Linked DNA regions of Homo sapiens: region 2 is linked to region 1. Evidence: read pairs that join two places in POLR2A ChIA-PET (ENCODE). Cell type or tissue: OCI-LY7. All regions are shown on one strand. Each heading gives the region's core, and the rest is flanking DNA. Links, peaks and the distances in the headings are about the cores only.

Region 1 (2,920 bases), core at 257-2,756:
TGGGATCTCTGTTTTCTTGCAGCTGTTGGCCAGGGACTACCCACAATTTCTTGCCATGTGGCTCTCTCCTTCTTCCTGAAGCTTTCTTCTTCAAAGCCAGTAAGGGATTCTCTAGCTCAGAGGGAGTCATATAACATAATGCCATCACAGGAGTGACATCCATCACCTTTACCATGTTTTATTGAGTAGGTGCAAGTCACAGGCCCTGCCCCCACTGAAAGGGCTGGATTGCACAAAAGTGTGAACACCAGGAGGTGGGGATTGTTGTGGGGGTCATCTTAGAGTGTGTTTGCCACAGCAACCATGGTCTCCCCACCACCACCTCACTCCCCACCTCCAGTGCTGAGAAGCCCAGAAACTCCCTCTGGCAGCTCTATAGGGCTTTGCTAGTGGATTTAATGCTGTTTTTCATAGGATTAGTGGCAAGGAGAGAGTTTCTGTGTGACTGTGCCTTCTGCCTTCAGCTCTTCCTCTGTGAGGCCATAGCTGCACCATCACAGAGTGCTGACTTCAAGGCTGGGCAGCCAGCATCTGTCCTCAAGGGGTTTAGGGATTTTTCCCCCTTCCTCTCCCTTTCAGCCATTCTTCAGTGTAATAATCCTTTCATTTCAAATTGAGGAGCTAATTCCCAAAGGCAGGAGAACGCCTATTACTTGCTCACCTATTCCCCCAATATGCATTAGATTTGCTTTTCCAAGAAACCATAGGCTGAGATGTAATTTTCCATGGTTCATCTAAAAAATTTGTAATGCCTATTTTTCTTGATCTTTTGTGCCCCTTTCAGTTCAGATGTAACTGAGTTAATTATTTGAAGAAATGAACCAGAGCTTCCTTTCTTGTTATAGAACTTCTTGTTCCAGAACCAGAGATGGTACTTATTAGATTCTATGCTAAAGATTATTCCCTAGAATCGATCTGGGCTGTGAGTTGCTTACAGACCAACTTGTCTTCCTTTTGTTCATCCTGTGAATGTTGTACTTAATGGATACAGCATTGACTTATTTAAAATGATTATAGTTTTTTAGTCTATTCATTTGAAATCTCAATGGATATTTCTAAATAACCTCATATAGCCTGTTTCCATGTAACAGAACAGCTGGATTTTAGATTTTAGAACCCCCTCTCCCTCATCCTGATTTTTGTTGTTTGAGACCTCACATGGTACGTATGACAGTGTGTCTTGACCAAGTCTTCTTTTCAAAGGTCTGGAATCATCTGCCTTAGTTCCTCTTAATATGTCTTTTGTTTGGGGAGGAAATGAGAACATGAGTCTAGTCTCTGACCAAGTATTAAGGCAAAAAGGTTAGGGTTCAGAATTGGTTTATTCTTTTGGGATTAGTTTGTTCCAGATTGAAATCAGTTTATTGTTTTACATTTTGAATGTATGCGCCACAGTACCCTACCCTTGGAAGGGTATGTTGGAAAGAAAAATAAAAATAAGCTATTGAAGTTTGCTTACCAAATCACAGTTGCACACCTGGGGAAAACCAAATCCTCTTTCATTTTTTTCACTTTTAAATTTAAGGTGAATCATACACAGATGGTTAATGGTAGCAGAAATTGCTTTTAATGCTATATAAGAATCTTAGAAATTTATTTAAAACGTTGCAGCAAATACACAGTTAGAAACTGGTGAGATGCATGTATCTCAGGAGTTCAGTGTGGAAGTGCCTGCTTTATGCATTTTCTGGACAGTCCTGCTCTCACAGGGACTTCAGGGGCCCCTCTTTGGTAGAACAGCCTCATAAGTGGGCCAGGAGGGCTCTGCTCCCTCCTCCACCAGTGCAGATTAGCTGTGTACATGAGCCCTGGACAAGGAGCTGGGAGCCTTGGTCTCTAATTCCCACTCCCCAATACCACCAGCCACCTAGAAGAGACAGCACGTTCTGCCAGCCTTTAGCTGCAGTACCACTCTTGTTGCCTTATGCCTGGCTGGGCCAAGGAATCCTCTTCAATTTCTGACACCCACGTGATTTCCACTCTAGTGTCATACAGGAGCCCTGCCTGTGAATGGCTGTGAAGTGGTGGAATTTCCTCCTGGTGACCACTTGCTGCTGGCTCTCCTGAATGGGTGCAGTTTTGAACTGTGCTGTATCACAGGGATGTCTATGTGGTGGTGCTTTGGAAAGCAGCCCCTGTGTGCAGAGATGGCAGGGTGCGCTAGGAAGCCTCTCCTTTGACAGCAAGACTACAGGCCTTCACCTCAGACAGCCGTTTACACCCACGCTGTTTTCCCAGAATTTCTTTTAGTTGCTCAGTAGTCTTTCTTTAATGCATCTTTAATTTCCATAGATTTTGCCAGATTGCCCTCTAAAGGGGTTGAACCCTTTTAAAGTCTTTTAAAAATTAATTTTTAATTTTCTAAGTGATATAGGAATATATTCTTTTCATTTAAAAATGAAAACAATTAGGGATTATGGCTAAATTCACTTTTGATCACCACCCCCACACCCATACCATCACCACCCATCCCCATCCCCATCCACATAAGCCTTCCCCATTCCCCAGGGGTACCTGCTATTATTGGTTTGGTGTATGTCTTGCTTGTTCTTTTTCTGTGCCCTGGCGGATATAAACCAATGGGACATAGACATTACTGGAGTGAGAGTTTGTGTGTGTGTGTGTGTGTGTGTGTGTGTGTGTGTGTGTGTGTGTGTATAACATGTAAGCTGTATTGTACCAAACCCATCATTCTATAATGATGTGTTTTACATGATGCTACATCTTAGAGGTCTTACTATGATGTGGATATGTATATATTACTTGAGTAGTTTCCATAAACCATTTTTCATCAGTGCCTTTTTGACGTTACTTTCGGGAAAGAATCTGGGGCTTCATTAAAGACCCAATGATTCTTTTTAAAAAAAAAAAAAAATATTCTGCGTCTGGGCACAGTGGCTCATGTCTGTAATCCCAGCAC
Region 2 (2,920 bases), core at 314-2,813, 73 kb after region 1:
CAAAATGCTAGGACAGGTGCATTTATTCACTCACTCAACAACTAATTATCGAACAAATACTTCCTTAAGTGCCTGGGATTCATCAAGAACAAGATAAACTCCTTGCCTTTGTGGAGTTTGTGTTCTAGTGCAGGGGCAGAAAAACGAAGCACCAAGTCATGATCAATATGTGGAAATGGTAGGACAGGGAAGAGTGATGGGAGAATTTTCTAGAGGACCCCAAATAGGATTGGCCAGTCTCTCTGAGACCATTTTCATTTTCTGGACTTTGGGTTTTTCATCATTGGTTTGTCCCGTGGTAGGTCTCAGTGCAGATGCTGATGGGGACCCGGCAGCGCATCTGTTATGGCTCTGGTGGATTTGTCTCTGGTAGAGCAGGGAGCCAGATAGAATGGGAGGTGGACTGCAGGACTTGTAACATTGGACTAATGAACAGCCAGATGTCTGATGTGTCCTGAAGGCAGGATATTCCAGCTGGAGGTTTCTGGCACCTCAGAAGCCCTATCAGAGCTGGGTCCTCAAAGAGCATGCTGTGGGATTAGTGCAATGCAATTTGGTTTAAATAAGAGCAGAGCATAAGGAGGGAGGGCTGAGTGAGAATTGTGGTAGCCATAGCAACATGATACTGACAGTTGAGTCACCACAAAGAGAATATTGGCCAACTGTGATTGCTCCAGCATGGCTTGAGAATGTGGCACCTTTGAAGTTACCAGGCAGAGAAAGTTAGGGAGAGAGAAATCCCATGTCTTACCCAATCCCTTCCTTAGTGAGTCAAGACTGTGACAGCCCAGCACATGGTGTGTTGTGTGGCTCTGTTCGTTGTTAGCTAGGACAGTGAAATAATCTTTAATCTCCATTTCCCTGTCTCTTAAGGTTTTGAACCAACCTTTATTCAGAGACCTCTTCTGGGTTTGCATTTTATGATTATCAGTAAGCTGTTAGGAATCCACTGCTGACAGGTGGAGGGGACAACGTTGACAGTTTTGGGTTCTAGAATTCCTGCAGACAGACTGGCTCTCTCCCCAGGTCCCCAACTCCAAAATAAACAACTTTTTAATTATACACTTTGGAAAAGCTCCTTTTTTCAATCCCTTTTCTCTTTTCTAGGTAATACATAAGGTGAAAAATCAGAAAGAAGGGCTAAAGATATGATATAGGATCCCTCATTCATCTCTGATAGTCTAAAGAGAGTAATAAAGTAGCAAGTCCCATTTACTCCCAGAAAGCCTAGTTTTCTCTCTCATCAAAGCCAGTAGGAGGGACCTGGCAAGTCTCTGGATGGAGAAAATGTTTCTTTTTTAATTGTTATCAAACAAAGCTATTTCTAAGTTGGCCTGGGAGGACCCCCTCACCCTGAAGCACTCAATGTGTGTTTAAGATGTCAGCTTCTAGAGGACAGGAGCCCTGTGCTATTGCATACGTGGTCCCGATGAGCAGCTGACAGGATGTGGCAGCTTTGTGTTGCTTAACCACAGTCAGAACTGCAGTGCCTGTCCCTGCTACGGGTCAGAGTTGGCCCCAGCCATCGCCCCTTAGCCGCCGCATGTCCGGCCTCATTACCTTCCCTGTGATCAGGAGCCTTGCGTGGTTGCATGCCTTGCCTGGTTCTCATTCTGCTCATGCAGGTGTGTGTGGGCAGACACCCCTGATAATAAGGATGCATGCCATCTCCTGCCCTTCCATCCCGTAGCCCCTTTCTTCTTTCTGCCTTCCAAGTAACTGACGTTAGAGAAACCGCATGTACCAGGACCAGATCACCCAGCGTGTCCCAGAATCCAGGAGAATGTTATCTTGCACATGCAGGTTTGGTTTTCTTGCCAGCTTGGCATGGTGCTTTAGGAGAAGCCAGGGCAACATCTCGAGCTAGGACGATCTACCCAGTGTGGGTTTTTATCTCTCTCTTCCAGGGCAAGCTGGTGGCACTGCTGGGCCTCACAGTAGGTTATCATAAATTAGACTTCAGGGCTCCAGAGGTAATGCAAGGCCAAAGTGTCCGGCCTGGAGCAAATAAGGGCTAGGTGTGCCAGCCTTGAGTGTGGTGACAAATTAGGAACACTCCCCTTCAGCAGTAACTATATCATTGTATTTCTCTCAAATCAAATGAGGTGACTTTCTTTTCTTTTTTTTTTTTTTTTTGAGATGGAGTCTCGCTCTGTCGCCAGGCTGGAGTGCAGTGGCGCAATCTGGGCTCACTGCAACCTCCGCCTCCTGGGTTCAAGCGATTCTCCTGCCTCAGCCTCCCGAGTAGCTGGGACTACAGGCGCCTGCCACCATGCTTGGCTAATTTTTGTATTTTTAGTAGAGACGAGGTTTCACCATGTTGGCCAGGGTGGTCTCGATCTCCTGACCTCATGATCCACCCACCTCTGCCTCCCAAAGTGCAGAGATTACAGGCGTGAGCCACTGAGCCCGGCCACAAATCAATGAGGTGACTTTCATTACAATTTTCCTCCTAGAGGTTTGCCTGGTATTTGGTTCTTAGAATAATAGTAATAATAGTAATACACCAGTTAGCTTCTGCTGTGTAATAAAGCTCCCCAAAGCTTAGTGAGTTAAAATCATAACCCAAACAGGTCAGCTGGGTGATTTTTCCTTCAACTTTTAGGAAATCGACTAATCTCAGCATGTGCCTGCAGGCGCTGATGGGTGGACCACAGCTAGCAGCTCCAAGATGGCATCTCTCACGTCTGCTGCTTAGCAGGGCCACAGGTCTCTCATCATCCGAAGGCTAGCCTGGGCCTGTCCTCATGGCGTAGGCAGGGTTCCTGGAGAGTGAGCAGAAACAGCAAGGCTCCTTGAGGCCTAGGTTCAGGATGACCGTAATGTCACATCTGCCATATCCTATTTGTCAGAGCAAGTCCCAAGACCAGCCAAGATTCAAGGGGTGACCAGAGGGACTCTCCCTCTTATGGGAGGAGCT

Evidence for each region. Peaks named below come from ENCODE experiments on the same cell type or tissue, not always from the same donor. Only the 100,000 strongest peaks of a DNase experiment are listed, where the experiment ranks them.
Region 2: POLR2A ChIA-PET joins it to region 1 with 6 read pairs; 2 of 35 experiments call an interaction of 5 or more read pairs at or near these places.

What each region holds. Positions count from the first base shown.
Region 1 is chr3:16,409,950-16,412,869 of GRCh38, reverse strand. The region is part of intron 3 of RFTN1 (raftlin, lipid raft linker 1); the gene reads left to right. Among named protein-coding and RNA genes, the nearest start is that of RFTN1, 100 kb to the left of the region's middle. In OCI-LY7, for the core only: no CTCF peak of the experiment used is centred there; a DNase peak (open chromatin) is centred at 1,229; H3K4me3 peaks cover 1,788 bases; H3K27ac peaks cover 2,078 bases.
Region 2 is chr3:16,336,957-16,339,876 of GRCh38, reverse strand. All of the region lies in intron 7 of RFTN1 (raftlin, lipid raft linker 1), which reads left to right. It also overlaps a transcript of OXNAD1 not described here. Among named protein-coding and RNA genes, the nearest start is that of OXNAD1, 73 kb to the right of the region's middle. RefSeq lists a silencer at 1,520-1,579. In OCI-LY7, for the core only: no CTCF peak of the experiment used is centred there; a DNase peak (open chromatin) is centred at 1,446; H3K27ac peaks cover 695 bases.